Regions from separate parts of the Homo sapiens genome. Here all the other regions are linked to region 1. Evidence: chromatin loops called from intact Hi-C (ENCODE). Cell type or tissue: dorsolateral prefrontal cortex. All regions are shown on one strand. Links, peaks and the distances in the headings refer to the core of each region. The heading gives the core; the rest is flanking DNA. Region 1 holds the start of RRAGA (Ras related GTP binding A). Region 2 holds the start of MAP1LC3BP1 (microtubule associated protein 1 light chain 3 beta pseudogene 1). Region 3 has its middle 46 kb from the start of PLIN2.

The links. Hi-C counts contacts between places; a loop is a spot of excess contacts. Peaks named below come from ENCODE experiments on the same cell type or tissue, not always from the same donor. Only the 100,000 strongest peaks of a DNase experiment are listed, where the experiment ranks them.
Region 2: a loop joins it to region 1, with 7 times the contacts of the local background. A loop is called at or near these places in 54 of 110 quality-filtered maps.
Region 3: it touches region 1 in a loop (11-fold over the local background); 61 of 110 quality-filtered maps call a loop at or near these places.

The regions. Positions count from the first base shown.
Region 1 is chr9:19,045,377-19,051,151 of GRCh38, forward strand. RRAGA (Ras related GTP binding A) reads left to right here and starts at 4,051. Exons shown (of 1, transcript NM_006570.5): 1 at 4,051-5,649. The coding sequence starts at 4,284. The coding sequence ends at 5,225. It also overlaps a transcript of SAXO1 not described here. RefSeq lists an enhancer at 3,991-4,512 and a silencer at 4,120-4,309. In dorsolateral prefrontal cortex, for the core only: CTCF peaks have their summits at 3,800 (motif pointing right) and 3,999; DNase peaks (open chromatin) are centred at 3,945 and 4,355; H3K4me3 peaks cover 2,813 bases; H3K27ac peaks cover 2,931 bases.
Region 2 is chr9:19,461,784-19,467,558 of GRCh38, forward strand. It overlaps MAP1LC3BP1 (microtubule associated protein 1 light chain 3 beta pseudogene 1), which reads right to left and starts at 1,606. Exons shown (of 2, transcript XM_047424278.1): 1 at 1,533-1,606. The coding sequence starts at 1,606. RefSeq lists a silencer at 2,962-3,421. In dorsolateral prefrontal cortex, for the core only: CTCF peaks have their summits at 3,075 (motif pointing right) and 3,276; DNase peaks (open chromatin) are centred at 3,048 and 3,298; H3K4me3 peaks cover 972 bases; H3K27ac peaks cover 2,064 bases.
Region 3 is chr9:19,170,845-19,176,619 of GRCh38, forward strand. No RefSeq gene overlaps it. Among named protein-coding and RNA genes, the nearest start is that of PLIN2, 46 kb to the left of the region's middle. In dorsolateral prefrontal cortex, for the core only: CTCF peaks have their summits at 3,580 (motif pointing left) and 3,779; no DNase peak of the experiment used is centred there; H3K4me3 peaks cover 424 bases.

The DNA of each region.
Region 1 (5,775 bases), core at 776-5,775:
CAATTTCACATAGCTGGGCAATTGTCCGTCTCTCATCTAAGACTAGCAGTTTTTATTCCCTGCAAAGATGCAAAGAGTAAAACAGGGGGTCTCTGGACTAGGGAAACACCAGAGACACAGAGGACTGAAGTACCATATTGTAAACAGGATTAAGCTGGCCTATAAACTGAATATTAGCAACCTAGCTTTCTTCTCCCACTTAGTAACCAGAATGCTATTAATCAGGCTTATACACACCCCATCCCAGTAGAAGAATCCTGGGAGAATCTAACCAGCCAAAGAGCACAGGTCTAAATGAGGCAGGCGGCAAGACTTTCTTCAAAGAAATGGCCCAGTCATTTTAATGAACCTGATAGTCTTCAATGCTACCCACGGGTTTTTAAATAACTTTAAATAGGAGCAGACAACCAATGATCACTGAACAAATAAGGAAAGTTTCTAACATGAATATGCTCTATGATTTCCATAAACTACAGCAAAGGCCATTTTTGAACTTCTTTTACTGCCGGGCGCGGTGGCTCACCAACATGGAGAAACCCCGTATCTACTAAAAATACAAAAGTAGCCGGGCCTGGGGGCGCATGCCTGTAATCCCAGCTGCTGGAGAAGGCTGAGGCAGGAGAATCACTTGAACCTGGGAGGCGGAGGTTGCGGTGAGCAGAGATTGCGCCGTTGCGCCTGGGCAACAAGAATGAAACTCCGTCTCAAAAAAAAAAAAAAAAAAAAAGGAGAACATAAGGAGAACATACAAACAAAAGAAACTTGGAAGAAACCAAGACTAAACGGGATAAAAACTTTTTCTTAATGTTACTATTATCCTCAGAGAGATAAAAGAATATATTTAATCCAAGAAAATAATTTTATGTTTTTAAAAAGAACAATTAGAACAGCCTGTGGAAATTAAAAATATGATATTAAAATTTAAAACTCCAAAGAGTTGGAAAATTAGGATGAGAAAAATCTCCTGGAAAGTAGAACAAAAAGACAGAAATAGAAAATAAGAAAGGGTTACCAAAAAAATATTTAAAAATTAGGCAGGCCAGGTGCGGTGGCTCACGCCTGTAATCCCAGCACTTTGGGAGGCCGAGGCGGGCAGATCACCTGAGGTCGGCAGTTCGAGACCAGCCTGACCAACATGGAGAAAGGAGAAACCCCATCTCTACTAAAAATACAAAATTAGCCAGACAAGGTGGCACATGCCTGCAATCCCAGCTACTTGGGAGGCTGAGGCAGAAGGATCGCTTGAACCCGGCAGGCAGAGGTTGTGGTGAGCTGAGATCATGCCATTGCACTCCAGCCTGGGCAACAAGAGCAAAACTTCGTCTCAGAAAAAAAAAAAAAAAATTAAGCATAGTGGCACACACCTATAATCCTAGCTACTTGGGAGGCTGGCATGTGAGGATCCCTTGAGCCGAGGAGGTGGTGGCTGCAGTGAGCTATGATCTCACCACTGCACTCCAGCCTGGTTGACAGAGAAAGATCCTGTCTCTAAAAATAAATTTAAAAAATTTTTTTAAAAAGAAAAGAAGGCCAGGCGCAGTGGCGCATGCCTGTAACCCCAGCACTTTGGGAAGCTGAGGCGGGCAGATCACTTAAGACCAGCAGTTTGAGACCAGCCTGGCCAACATGGTGAAACCCCCTCTCTACTAAAAATACAAAAATTAGCCAGGTATGGTGGCAGGCATCTGTAATACCAGCTACTCGGGAGGCTGAGCCGGGAGAATGGCTTGAATCTGGGAGGCGGAGGTTGCAGTAAGCCGAGATAGTGCCACTGCACTCCGGCCTAGGCTGCTGAGCAAGACTCCATCTCAAAACAAAAACAAAAACAAAAATAAAACTTAGCCAGGCATGGTGGTGGAGGCCTGTAGTCCCAGCTACTTGGGAGGCTGAAGCAAGAGAATCTCTTGAACCCAGGAGGTGGAGGTTGCAGTGAGCCAAGATCGTGCAACTACACTCTAGCATGGGCAACAGAGTGAGACTCTGTCTCCAAAAAAAAGAAAAAAAATACATTAGAGGAGACTCCGTAAAATGTGATATCCAGACCTTAGGAGTATTCACATGACAGAATAGAGGAAATACATCATCAAACAATTCAAGAACATTGTTTAGAATTCAAGGGCATGGTTTCCAAATTAAAAGACACATTGGAGAGTCCAGTACAATGCAAATTTGGGCTCAACAATGCCAATTATCATTAAGTTTCAGAACACTAGAATAAGAAAATTTCGAATATGTTTTTAGAGAGGAAAGAATAGATCAAAACCAAGAAGCAGGCATCAGACTACTGGCTGCTAAAAGACGATGGAGCAACAGAGCAATGCCTCCAAGACTCTGAGGAAAAATTATGTCCAACCAATCAAGTGTGAGGGTAAAAACAAAGAAATTTTCAGACATCCAATCTCTTGAAATTTTTACTCTCCTCATACTTTTTATCTGGAAACTATTGGAACATGTGTTCCACCAAATGAGCCAAAAATGAGAAGATGTGAAATCAGGAAAAAGAATACCCAACTCGAAAGAACGGGGAAGGGAAACCCCAGAATGGTGGTGAAAGGCGATCAGATAAGAAGGCTCCAGAAGAGGTAGCACCAAGGAGATGAAACTGAATACATTGAGAGGAGATTTTCCACATACTATATTGTATTATGGAATTTCACTCTATGATTTCCATAAACTACAGCAAAGGCCATTTTTGAACTTCTTTTACTGCACACGTTAACAGTAGGAATTAAAATATTTTTTGAATAAATGAAAGAATGGAATACCTGAATTTGTACAGTACAGTATACACTTTGATAAGGGCTTTAGGCCAGGCACGGTGGCTCACGCCTGTAATCCCACACTTTAGGAGGCCGAGGCAGGTGGCTGGCTTGAGTTCCAGACCAGCCTGGCCAACATAGTGAAACCCCGTCTCCACTAAAAATACAAAAATTAGCCGGGCGTGGTGGCAGGTGCCCACAATCCCAGCTATTTGGGGGACTGAGGCAGGAGAATCGCTTGAACTCAGGAGGCGTAGGTTGCAGTGAGCTGAGATCGCGCCACTGCACTCCAGCCTGGGCAACAGAGTGAGACTCCGTCTCAAAAGAAAAAAAAAGGACTTTAAGGTAGATACAGAGGCTTCAGTATCCTGATGACTCTCATTCATTCTGTATGAACGATACTGGCGACACTGATTCACTCATCTACTTGAAGACCAAGAGCAGAATCATATTATGCTTTGAGAGGGGCACAGGGTAGCCTATTGTTAGGCAAATAGACCGCAGCAAGATTGTCTAAAACCAAATTCCATTTCATCATTTAGTATCTGTGTAACTTGGTCAAGTGACTTAACCTCTCTAACCTTTGATTCCCTAACTTGAAAATAGGGTTATTAATTCACAGGGTTACTGTGAGGATGGAACTAATGCCTGGGATTCCACATTATCATTTCCTCGAGCTTTGGAATTCTAATTATAAATTCTAAAGTCTGAGATTACGGAAAAGCAGATGTGAGAAAGGAATTAAAAGCACCCACTGGAAGCCAGGATGTCTCCTAGGAGGGACTTGCTATTACCTAGCTGCGCAGCAACAGGCAATCGCTTGCCTACAAGTCTCACTTTCCGCGCCTGCACAGTCTCCATCTGCCCTGCCCTTGTACTCACTGGGCCGGGCAAGCTGGGGAGGCCTAAGCGGACTGGGAAGTTAGGCTTTCCCTCCACTTCACCAGTCGGCTGCCCCTGCGGAAACCGGCCCGACACACCTCGCTCCTAAAGCCAGTTGCGGTGGTGGTGGCGGTTGGGGCTTTTTTTGGCCACGAGAGGGCAGCATTTCCCCCGGCCAACCACACACGTACCCCTAGCAACAGCAAACCCAGCTGCAACAGAACAAAAGACCGAAGTCCTCGAGCTTCCCTTCCATCTTAGGGCTCACGCCGCCCCGGTTAGGTTTCATTAGAGCAGCGGCTTTTCAAGGCTCGTCGGGCACGGAGGGCGGAGCGAGGGAGCTCTCGCGAGATCGCCGCCGGAAGTGGGTGGTGGCGGGGACGCAGCGGCTCCCTCCCGGAAAGCGAGCGTATCTCCCGAGCCGTTGCCACTGACAGCCGCGGGCGCTCCCATCTGAGTAAGAGCCAGCCCGTCCGCGGCCTCTCCAGCCCCGGGTTCGCGCTCTCGACTCTCCTGCCTGCCCAGCTGCGCGGCGGAGCGGAGCGAGGCGCGGCCTGCGAGTCCCCGGCAGCCCCCGACCCCTCCCTCGGCGCTGCGTGTAGGCCGCGCCCTCAGGCCCAGTCCGCGGTGCCCCGGCGGGTGATGCCAAATACAGCCATGAAGAAAAAGGTGCTGCTGATGGGGAAGAGCGGGTCGGGGAAGACCAGCATGAGGTCGATAATCTTCGCCAATTACATTGCTCGCGACACCCGGCGCCTGGGGGCCACCATTGACGTGGAACACTCCCACGTCCGATTCCTAGGGAACCTGGTGCTGAACCTGTGGGACTGTGGCGGTCAGGACACCTTCATGGAAAATTACTTCACCAGCCAGCGAGACAATATCTTCCGTAACGTGGAAGTTTTGATTTACGTGTTTGACGTGGAGAGCCGCGAACTGGAAAAGGACATGCATTATTACCAGTCGTGTCTGGAGGCCATCCTCCAGAACTCTCCTGACGCCAAAATCTTCTGCCTGGTGCACAAAATGGATCTGGTTCAGGAGGATCAGCGTGACCTGATTTTTAAAGAGCGAGAGGAAGACCTGAGGCGTCTGTCTCGCCCGCTGGAGTGTGCTTGTTTTCGAACGTCCATCTGGGATGAGACGCTCTACAAAGCCTGGTCCAGCATCGTCTACCAGCTGATTCCCAACGTTCAGCAGCTGGAGATGAACCTCAGGAATTTTGCCCAAATCATTGAGGCCGATGAAGTTCTGCTGTTCGAAAGAGCTACATTCTTGGTTATTTCCCACTACCAGTGCAAAGAGCAGCGCGACGTCCACCGGTTTGAGAAGATCAGCAACATCATCAAACAGTTCAAGCTGAGCTGCAGTAAATTGGCCGCTTCCTTCCAGAGCATGGAAGTTAGGAATTCCAACTTCGCTGCTTTCATCGACATCTTCACCTCAAATACGTACGTGATGGTGGTCATGTCAGATCCGTCGATCCCTTCTGCGGCCACTCTGATCAACATTCGCAATGCCCGGAAACACTTTGAGAAGCTGGAGAGAGTGGATGGCCCCAAGCACAGTCTCCTTATGCGTTGAATATTGCCAAATGCTCTTTCTGAAAATGCTGAATTGCCTTTTTTGTTTGCATCCTTTATTTTTAATATTCATAATGTCGTGTGCTTAAAAGTGGGCTTTGAAGTGTGTGCTGCTTACTCCTTTCATCTTTCTCCCCGCTTCCCCAGTCTTTAAACATTGGACGCTATTTACTCAGCTACCCAGTAGAGCTTGAAGCTGACCTTTCTGAGAAGTTGGTATGGTGTAACACTAAAGTAGGTGGTTCGTGTGTGTTCTCATTACCTGGTTATGATAGATATGCACATCAAAGCCTTTACCAGTATCTTCCTGTATTCCGTATCAGATTGCAAAGACGGAATGTTACTATTTTATCAGCAAGGTATTAAAATGCATTTATAAATTCTTCTTGGCTTCATTCATGAATAAACGTGTTAGCAATTTAAAACATGTCCTTATTTGAAATAACTTGAAAGTGCTTAATATGCAAATCTAAAAATTCTGACTGCCCACAAGTATTGCTTGACTGGCAAATTTGATTCTGTGAATTTAGCCCCCAGCACTTTAGTGATGT
Region 2 (5,775 bases), core at 390-5,389, 420 kb after region 1:
AAAAAAAAAAAAAAAAAAAAGGGGGCGGGGGGAGAATGTGTATAGGTTATATACAAATACTGCATGATTTTATGTCCTGGACTTGAGCATCCTCAGGTTTTTGTAAACGGCAGCTAGTAATCAAAACCATCTGCTGCTTAACAGTCCTGGATGCTGGTACTGCCTGTGGCCATAGTGAGGAGTCACAAGCTATCTCTCTTTGCTCAGTGACAGGTCTGCAAGTCTCATTATTTCCTGGCCATCTCTATTGGATGCCCATAGACAACTCACATTTGCCTTTACTTATACCTCTCTTAAATCTGGGCCTTGTCCACTTTCTCAGTGAGTGGTGTCACTTTCCATTCAGTTGGCAGAGGCAGTCCCCACCTCCCTCAGTTGTCTATATCCAATCTATTTTGAGACAGGGTCTTGCTCTGTCACTCAGGCTGGGTGCAGTGGTGTAATCATAGTTCAAGGCAGCCTCACTCTCCTGGGCTCAGGGGATCCCTCCTGCCTCAGCCTCCTGAGTCACTGAGACCACAGTCATGTGTCACCATGCCTGGCTAATTTTTAAATTTTGTCTCTTTATGTTGCCCAAGCTGGTCTCAAACTCCTTGGCTCAAGTGATCCTCCTGCCTTGGCCTCCCAAAGTGCTGGAATTATAGGTGGTAGCCACTGTGTCCAACCCATATCCAATCTAATAGTAAATAAATCCTTTTAATTCCACTTCTCCAATGTCTCAAATCCATCCATTTTTCCGTATCCTGGAGAAGGTGCCACCTTCTATTGCCCATCTGTCCTGCTGGAGCCACAGCTGTCTTTCTAGAGAGAAATCTGACAGTGTCCTTCCTGCTCAGGCCCCACCAGTTCCTCCCCATTGCTCTTAGAACAAAACAAACCTGATTGGAGACCCTGAGTGTGATCTGAAGTCTCCTCCACGATCTGGTCCCTGCCTTCCTTTCCAGTCTTTCTGGTTTTGAGCATCTCCCCCTTGTCCCCTTCACTCGAGTCTCTCAGAGCTTTGTGTGTTCTTCCTGGTCTTTCACATGGCCTTTGGGCCTGTCTCCATGGCTGTGTAACAGATCACCTCAAAACTTAGTGGCTTGAAACATCAGAAATTTATTCTGTCACAGTTCAGGAGGCCAGAAGTCCAAAATCAAGGTGTGGGCAGGGTTGGCTCCTTTTGGAGGCTCTGAGCAAGAATCTGCTCCATGTCTCTCCTTCCACTGTCATGGGGCTTCTTCCTTGTGTCCCTGTGGCCTTGTGTCTAAGTTTCTCCTTTATCTTACAAAGACATCAGTCATTGAACTTAGGGCCCACCCTAATCCAGTATGACCTCATCTTAACTAATGACATCTGCAAAGACCCCATTGCCAAATAAGGTCACATACTGAGATTCTGGGTGAAGGTGAATTTTGGGCAAACGTTATTTGAACCACTCACTACACTGTCATGTGCCAGGAATGTGGAATCCCCTCCCCACTTTTAGCTAAAACCGCCAGAATGGATTTAGCGTTGTGGAACCTCTAGACTCCTCCCGTGTGTGCACGCACCTTGTATGCACACATAGGTGCACACTGACAAGTGCTGGCACACACATGCCCAGGGCTTCCTCTTTCTCTCCCATGGTCCCTGGTGAAATTTCCTGTAATACCTTTTCATGCCCTCCCTCCGAGGCGGGGAGGGGTACCGCTATCTACAACCAGCTGTGGAAAATACCCCGAGAAGCAGTGAAGGGAGGCAGCACTAAGGAGGAGAGGGGTGTGGGCTGAGCTAGGAAAGAGGAGGTTTTAGGAAGCTGGCCTGGGGGTTCACTTGGAAGAAAACCTGTTCTCTTCCCAAATCTTAGGATGTCTGGTGGGATAAAGCCATCCAGTCTGGCCTCTCCCTACCCGCACCGCCTGGCCTCCTCATCTTTGTATTCCCAGAGACAAACCCAGGGCCTGGGAGACTGAATCCAAACATCAATTTACCAACCAATCAATCCGTAGAGCAGCGGTCTCCAACCTTTTTGACACCAGGGACCGGTTTCATGGAAGACACTTTTTTCCACAGACTGGAAAGGGCTGGGAGTGTGAGGTGGAGAATGGTTTCAGATGGTTCAAGCTCATTACATTTATTGTGCACTTTATTTCTATTATTATTACATTGTAACGTATAATGAAATAATTATTGTAATATAAGAATAATAATTATTATTACATTGTAATATGTAATGAAATAATTACAACTCACCATAATGTAGAATCAGTGGGAGCCCTTAGCTTGTTTTCCTGCAACTAGGTGGTCTCATCTGGGGATGATGGGAGACAGTGACAGATCATCAGGCATTAGATTCTCATAAGGAACATGCAACCTAGATCCCTCCCATACGCAGTTTACAACAGGGTTCACACTCCTATGAGAATCGAATGCCACTGCTGATCTGACAGGAGGTGGAGCTCAGGCGGTCATGCTTGCCTTCGCCCCGGGGCTCACCTCCGTCTGTGCAGCCCGGTTCCTAACAGGCCACAAAGGGGTACTGGTCTGCGGCCTGGGGTGTGGAGACCCCTGCCTTAGAGCAAAAGAGTTTTGGGGTGTGGTGAGAATACCTTGCCCGGGTGAGGAAGGCTTCCTGGATTGGAATGCGGCGTCCAAACTGATACCTGACGGGCAGCGAGCACTAGGCCAGGGGAAAGGTCTCCAGGCTGCCAGACCGCTGGGCAGATGATGGCTCTTCTGTCCACGGCACCTGGTTGGATGTCAGGAGTACTGAGGAGTGTGTGTGTGTGCGTGTGAGTGTGAGTGTGTGCGTATTTTTGTGCAGAGCAAGCGTGAAAGAAGCCAACAGGAGCCATACCCATGAGTTGAAAATATCAGAAAGGGGAGCTATGACCTGCAAGACACATTGTGAGTGTGGTGTCTTGGCCATTGTCCGCTGGGACCACAGGAAGGTCAGGGATGCACTTCTGCTTGGTCCTACGGCTGGCAGTTGGGAGATGCGGGCGTGGGGAGCGGAGCCCGATGAGTGTAGTGTCTGGAGCGGACTGGGAGCAGCTCGGCCTGGGTGTCCGAGGAGCGGGCGGGCGCTGCTCCGGGCGCCCACCAGGGGGCAGTGCTGCCGGGCGAGAGCGCGGTGGGCTGAAGGGCGCGGGGCTGCGGGGCTCGGGGGTGTGGGACTAGAAGGCGCGTGGCTGTGGGACTAGGGGCTGGCGGGCGCGGGGCGCGGGGCGCAGGGCTGCGGCGGGGGCGGCCAGGGCGGCTTTTGCCTCCCACGCAGGCAGGAGAGAGTTCTTGCGTGCCTGCCTATACTCGCCGCCGGGCATGTTTCCAGGTGAGCGGACCGTGCTGACTCTGGGCTGCAGAAATGCGCCCCCAGAGGAAAGCTCTGCGCTTTGCGGGAGCTCTTTAAAGCCAAGGTTCCAGAGAATGGATTTACCCCAAAGCTGATAACGCTAACGCTTCTGCCACCCCAAGGCCGTGTTCATGCATATATCTATACGAGATTCCCTGAAAGTGTGTATGTTTCAGGCCCACTGGGCTCTGCCTCTTGGTGACTCCACTCCAGGTTTCAGTTTGGTTGGCCCCTTGACGGTCTAGATCCCTAACCCCCAGATCCACCAGAGCTACTGAGAAACTGGGGCAAGCCTCCACAGAGACAAGCGACTTGGGGTATGTGTGGGTATATGGGTGTGGATGAGAGAGTGAGCGAGCGAAGGAGTTCAGCAGTATAGATGCCAGTAGCACCTACCCTTCCAGTTGTGACAACCTAAAGTGTCCCAAACATTGTCAAATGTCATATATCTGGCGAGGAGAGCCGGGAGTTGTTCCTGGTTGAGAACCACTGATTTAGAGATTGTAGCTTTCCTTTTCCATTGCTGCTTATGGGTTAAGCCTCACGTCTTTTCCAGAGGGGTTGTATTGTGACTTGTACAGCCTCTTCCCGGAGATTTCTACCCACCAAATTGAAAGGGTCACAGGCCGACTCCGGGGGTGAAGAGCCTGGGTTCAACCGAGGAAAGGGCCAGGGGCCTCCTTTCCTCCTGTGGCCTCGGCTGCAGCCTGCGAGCTGGGGAGAAAGTAGCTGCTGGCCTGGCCGGGGGTGCTGCGCTCTGCTCCCAGTTTCTCTCTTCCAACAGTTAGAACATGAAAGCTGGAAGCGATCCTAGAGGGTGTCTAGTTCAACACCTGCCCCTTCCCTTAAAGAAGTGTTTACGATGAGAACACTGACATTCAGAGCCCTGAAGCGTGTCTTCCAGGGCTGCGTAGCTTTTATGAGGTAGAAGACCAGGCCCAGGTGTCCTGACTTCCAGCCTAGAGCTTTTACTGCTCCATGGGCAGCCTCTCTGAGTCCCCTATTAAAATGCAGTCCCCCTGGAGGGCACACACCATAAACTAGATGAGTGGCTGCCTAATAAATGACCCTGAAACTTAGTGGCTTGAAACAAAAATAAATAGTCTCTCAGTTTCTCTGGGTCAGGAATTTGGGAGCAGCTTGGCTGGGCAGTTCTGCCTCAGAGTCTCTCATAACTTTCAGTGAGATGTTGGTCAGGGCTTTTGAGTATAGACTTTGGTCAAGAATCTTCTCTTGGCCGGGCACTATGGTTCACACCTGTAATCCCAGCACTTTGGGAGGCCATGGTAGGAGGATCACTTGAGGCCAGGAATTTGAGGCTAGCCTGGGCAACTTGGTGAGACCCTGTCTCTACAAAAAGTACAAAAATAAGCCGAGTGGGGTGGCATGTGCCTGTGGTCCCAGGTACTTGGAAGACTTGGGTGGGAGGATTGCTTGAGCCCAGGAGGCCAAGGCTGTAGTGAGCCATGATGGCACCACTGCAACTTCAGCTTGGGTGACAGAGTGAGACCCTGTCTCAAAACAAAACAAAAACCCACAAAAATCTTCCACAAAAATCTTCTCTAAGCCTCAATTTTCTCATCTGTAAAATGGAGATAATAACAGAAGTTATTTCATAGGCTGTTATGAGGATTAAAAAAATAATTCTTTTGTGGCAGAGATTTTCAATTTCTTACTCTAATATCACTTCCTCTTTCTTCCTTTGTAATAGAAGCTCCAATATTTAGCTGGAAAGTTGGCTGCCTGGAATAAAAGTCTCCATTTTTCATCTTTTTTTGTTTTTCCAACCAGTTCTGTCTGAAGACATGTATAGAAGTGGTATATGGCACCTTTCAGGGAACTTTCTTTAAAAAACAGTATCTCCATTTGCTCCTTTTATTTGTTGCCCTCCTCTACTCTGCTTCCTGGAACGTGGATGTGATGGCTGGAGCTCTGGTTGCCAACTTGGGACACAAGGATGAGCATCATACCCCTGGGATGATGGAGTGATGGACAGGAAGGAGTTTGGGTTCCAGAAAGTTCTGTGCAATTGTCATACCAATCTTGCACTGCCTAGGTGATAGAGAAATAAAATTAAACTTGTTTTTTTCGGCCGGGCGCAGTGTCTCGTGCCTGTAATCCCAGCACTTTGGGAGGCCGAGGTGGGTGGATCACTGGAGGTCAGGAGTTGGAGGCCAGCCTGGCTAACATGGCAAAACCCCATCTCTACTAAAAATACAGAAATATTAGCCGGGTGTAGTAACACACGCCTTTAATCCCAGCTACTTCGGAGGCTGAGGCGGGAGAATCACTTGAACCCAGGAGGTGGAGGCTGCAGTGAGCTGCACTCCAGCCTGGGAGACAGAGCAAGCCACCATCTCAAAAAAAAAAAAAAAAAAAAATTCCCCTCTTGTGTTTTAAAAAATCGCCCTCAAACATTCTGCTATCCAAGAGAAATAAACTTTTATCTTGGCCAAACAGGT
Region 3 (5,775 bases), core at 543-5,542, 130 kb after region 1:
CCTGTAATCCCAGCTACTTGGGAGGCTGAAGCAGGAGAATAGCTTGAACCTGGGAGGCGGAGGTTGCAGTGAGCCCAGATCATGACACTGCACTCCAGCCTGGGTGAAACACACACAGACACACACACACACACACACACACACACACACACTAATAATAATAAAAAGAAGATATGTGAGTGTCCAGTAGCACATGAAAAGATGGTCAACATCATTGGTGTTCAGGGAAATGCAAACTAAAACCTGAATGACATACTGCTACACACCCACCGGGATGGCAAAAATTTTTTAAATAGTGAGGATGTGGAGCACCAAAACCTCATACACTTATTAGTGGTCATTAAAACTTAAAAGTATTTTAAGAAAAACTATTTGTGACTTTCCTCTGAATTTTCTTCATATCTATCAACATACACTACAGGCAGGCAAAGAGGAGAAGGATGGGGGCAGTGGGGGATGGGAATCTCAGGAAAAATGGAAAAAGTTTTCCAAGGACGGAGGTGAAACAGAGAGAAAAATAATGGGAGGAAAGTAAATAATAGAGACAAGAGGAAAACAGTAGGAGGCAGAAGCAAACTGTGAGCTACAGAAGGAAGAGGCAGTTAGGAGGAGAATAGACATGTGAAATCAAAGTGTGAAAATGAGATGATATATAAAGTGCCTAAAATAGCACCTGGCATATAGGATTACATAATATTCAAATACAGTTATTAACTAGAAATCAGAGGGAAAAGTAAAAAAATGTCAAGTATTCTATAGCTGCTTTTTTTTGTTTTTTTTTGTTTGTTTGTTTTGTTTTGTTTTGTTTTTTGAGACGGAGTCTCACTCTGTAGCCCAGGCTGGAGCGCAGTGGCGCAATCTTGGCTCACTGCAACCTCCGCCTCCCGGGTTCAAGTGATTCTCCTGCCTCAACCTCCCAAGTAGCTGGAATTACAGGCATGGGCCACCATGCCCAACTAATATTTGTATTTTTAGTAAAGACTGGGTTTCACTATGTTGGCCAGGCTGGTCTTGAACTCCTCACCTCGGGTGATCCACCCACCTTGGCCTCCCAAAGTGCTGAGATTACAGGTGTGAGCCACTGCACCCAGCCGATAGCTGCTTATTGAATAAATGTTTAGGTGCCCTAGTGATGCATAAAGTACATTGGTTCTGTAAGTGTTCTGTGCTAAATTAGCATTGTATATTGCTAACGTTAGTTCCCCCCAACCCCATAGTTCTATTTCTATCTTAATTTGAGCCTGTTATTGTTTTAGGTCTATTGTTGAGGCAGCAGCAAGGAATATTCAGGATGTAATTTGGTTTCTCATTTCCTGGCAACAATCACGTGAGAGGCAAATGAGAGGCTTTTGCTGAAAGGCTTTTTAAATCTGTAGTAATGAGAACAAATATTAAGTAATCCACTTGTGGATAAATAAAAGTTGCAGTGCTATGATTCAATCTTCATCTGATGAAACCAAAGTTCATTATGAAAACATAATTACACTCAAGATTCTGTACTGGGGCAGGGCTTGGTGACTGATGCCTATAATCTTAGCACTTTGGGAGGCCGAGGCAGGAGGATCCCTTGAGCCCAGGAGTTTGAGACCAGCCTGGGCAACATAGGGAGACCCTGTCTCTATCTTAACAACAACAAAAAAAGATTCTGTACTGAAATGTGATGTGAGGTTGGAACACTTACTGCATGGGAAAGTTGCAGGCGATGTCTGAGTTTCCCTGTGCAGGTTGTGAAACATACAACCAATTAAAAATTACTTTATGGCCAGGTGCGGTGGCTCACACCTGTAATCCCAGTACTTTGAGAGGCCGAGGCGGGCGGATCATGAGGTCAGGAAATTAAGACCATCCTGGTTAACACAGTGAAACCCCGTCTCTACTAAAGATACAAAAAATTAGCCAGGCGTGGCACGCTCTTGTAGTCCCAGCTACCTGGGAGGCTGAGGCAGGAGAATCGATTAAACCCAGGAGGCAAAGGTTGCAGTGAGCCAAGATCGCGCCACTGCACTCCAGCCTGGGCAACAAAGCAAGACTCAGTCTCAAAAAAAAAAAAAAATTACTTTAAAGCACTCCTCAAGTATAAATAAATATCAGCATTCTGAAAAATGAAGGGGACTGAAGGTGGTGAGTGCCAGCACATTTTTCTTCCCCAAGAGGAAAAAGAGATATGGCAAAGGATGCCGATTGAATGATAAGATGCCTAGTGTGGTTGGTGCAGGACTACCCTCATGTGTTTGGCAGTATAAGCGGGCCTTTAATCACCCACCTGCCGGTTGTCATACTTCGCATCACCCCTCTCCCCATCACGGGGAAGGGGAGGACATGTCCCTTCCCCAACTCGTGTCTGCCAAAAATGCATTCATGCTACTATTGTTATTCCTTCTCATGCCAAATCTCATCTGTTTATTAGCCTAGGACCTGGGGCAGGGGGCAGTAAGGTTGGGGGATCACTTGAGCCCAGGAGGTCAAGGCTGAAGTGAGCCATGATAGTGCCACTGCACTCCAGCCTGGGTGACAGAGCGAGACCATGTCTCAAAAAAAAAAAAAGACAGAAATTTCTAAATTGTCTTCTATTAACAGTAATCATAAACCAGTGTACACTCTCACTAAAAATATATGAGAATGCCTATTATTCTAAACCAAATATCAGAACTGTTGATATTTACCATGTAAGTTAAAATAGCATCTTTTTGTAGTTTAGTGTGCATTTCTTTTATTATGAAGAAGATTGGGAATCTTTTCCAGAATTTGGGGAGGTAGGTGGGTAAACAAACACAATACAAAAGTACTGTGACAAAGAGTTTTCTAGGAAGGTCAGATAAGGTCCCACAGAGGAGGTGGCATTTGATCTAGGTCCTGAAGGATGAGGGGGAATTCCGCCATGGAGCTTATTGATCCTGGTATGTAGTCAGCCAAAATGTTCAACAACTATATGTTGACTTAAGTGATAAAATCAGCCAGGTGCAGTGTCCCACGCCTGCAATCCTAATCCCAGCACTTTGGGAAGCTGAGGTAGGAGGACCCCTTGACTGCAGGTGTTCAAGACCAGCCTAGACAACACAGGGAGACCTCATGTTTCCAAAAGACACAAAAATTAGCCTGGTGTGGTGGCCCGCGCCTGTAAGTCCCAGCCACTCTGAAGGCTGAGGCAAGAGGATGACTTGAGCCCAGGAGCTTGAGGCAGCAGTGAGCTGTGACTATGTCAATGTACTCCAGCATGGGGAACAGAGACTCTGTCTGAAAAAAATAAAAAGAAGTTATAAAATTGAGATGTTTGGGTTGAGGTGAGAGGATTGCTTGAGTCTAGGAGTTCAAGGTTGCAGTGAGCTATAATTGCACCACTTCATTCTAACCTGGGCTACAGAGCAAGACCCTGTCTCCTTAAATAAATAAATAAATAAACACATATATAAGACATATAGGCAACAAGTTTTCTGGATGGCTAAGGGGATTTTTTGCTATACGTGGCAAGACACTGACACACAAATACCAGTACACGATTAAGCAAGCCACCCAGTATGACTGGGTCAGTCCCGGGGGAACTGGGCAGGAGCTTTATAGTGTACATCTGGTTTCTTCTACTTTTTGGATGTTGAGCGACATCTAATGGCCAAATAGGAAAAAGTCTATGTTTTCAGTTTCTTCTTTTCCTTTCCTTCTTTCTTTCCCTTCCTTCCTTCCTTTCTCTTTTTCTTTCTTTCTCTCTCTTCCTTCCTTCTTTCCTTTCTCTCTCCTTCCTTCCGTCCTTCCTTCCTTGTTTCATTCTCTCTCCTTCCTTCCTTCCTTTCTTTCTATCCCTTTCTCTCTTCCTTCCTTCCTCTATTTTTTCCTCCCTCCCTTCCTTCCTTTCTTCCTCTCCTTCCTTTCTTCTTTTTCTTTTCTCTCTGTCTCTCCCTCCCTTCCTTTTCTTTCTTTCTTTCTTTCTTTCTTTTTTTCTTCCTTTCTTTTTTTGACAAGGTCTCACTCTGTTGCACAGACTGGAGTGCAGTGGCACAGTCACAGCTCACTGCAGCCTTGATGTCCCGGGTTCATATGATCCCCCCACCTCAGCCTCCTGAGTAGCTGGGACTATAGGCATGTGCCACCACGCCTGGCTAATTTTTCCGTTTTTTGGCTGCCCAGGCTGGTCCAGTATTTTATTTTCAAAGAAAATTCTCTTGTAGGAACACATACACAACCTAAAAAAAAGTTTCTCCAGATTTAAGGAAAACTTGAGTCTTATTTTTCCCTGTGAACATAGAAGAAAACTGAATAAATTAGAGGTAAGCTAATTTTTTTTTTTTGAGACTATTTCTCTCTTGTTGCCCAGCCTGGCATGCAATGGCAATGATCTCGGCTCACTGCAACCTCACCTCCCGGGTTCAGGCGATTCTCCTGCCTCAGCCTCCCGAGTAGCTGGGATTACAGGCATGCACCACCATGCCCGGCTAATTTTTGCATTTTTAATAAAGACGGGGTTTCACCATGTTGGTCAGGCTGGTCTCGAACTCCTGACCTCAGGTGATCCACCTGCCCTGGCCTCCCAAAGTTCTGGGATTACATGCGTGAGTCACTGCACCCGGCCAGAGGTAAGTTAATTTGTGTGGTAATTTTCTTTTCTTTTTTCTTTTTCTTTTTTTCTTTTTTTTTTTTTGAGACAGAGTCTACCGAGTCTTGCTCTGTCACCCAGACTGGAGTGCAGTGGTGCAATCTCAGCTCACTGCAACCTCTCTCCCCCGGGTTCAAGCGATTCTGCTACCTCAACCTCCCAAGTAGCTGGGATTACAGGCGCCTGCCACCGCGTCCGGCTAATTTTTGTATTTTTAGTAGAGATGGGGTTTCAGCATCTTGGCCAGGCTGGTCTTGATCTCCTGACCTCGTGATCCACCCACCTCGGCCTCCCAAAGTGCTGGGATTACAGGCGTGAGCCACTGTGCCCGGCCTTGTGTGGTAATTTTCATCAAATGAAATAGAAAAAAAAGATGTTAGAATTGGAAGAGACCTTACATCCAATCTCCTCATTGTGTCAATAAGGAAATTTATGTCCAGAGAGAAATGATTTGCCCAAAGCCACACAGCTAGAGAGTTATTAATGCTGTAATATAGTCGTGATTTTGCTACAATGAAGAGAGGAACAGTGAATATATTTACCCATCCATTTGCAAAGCAAAAAAAAAAGGGCAAATACTTTCTGATTACTTTAAAACCTAATAATGTATAATATTGGCCATGCATGGAATTTAATACTATAATGCTCAATAATATAGTAGTTACTGGCAATTAGGGTCTTGGCCTAGGGTATTTGATTTTTCAGGCCAATAGTGGACAAAAACAGACAAATTCCTATGAATGCCAGACTACATTTCAAAAGACCCAAGTAAGATTTTGACCTCTGTAACCTGAGAGTTGCTTCCCTAATATTTCTCTTTGCCTCTTATCTGACAATAGGCAAAGTTGAGGTAGGAGATGAGTATCAAACCACATCATTTAATCAACCAACCCGTAAACATGTATATATCCCCTTTTGTATGTTTAGCATCACAAGGATTGTGGGGACACAACTGTATACATAATGGAGAACAAGTCATGGTGAACTCACTTCTCCTACCTGTTGATAGGAGTTGAATCAAAAGCAGCTTTGAGGTAGAAGGGAAGTTACAACAATACTATAACCACTCTTGCAGATATATTTATTAACTCATTGGTAAGTATTTGTTGAGTATCTACTATATACCAGTGCTAGGGATACAACAGAAATCCAGACCCAAACTCTCCATGAAGCTTATAACCTGGTAACTA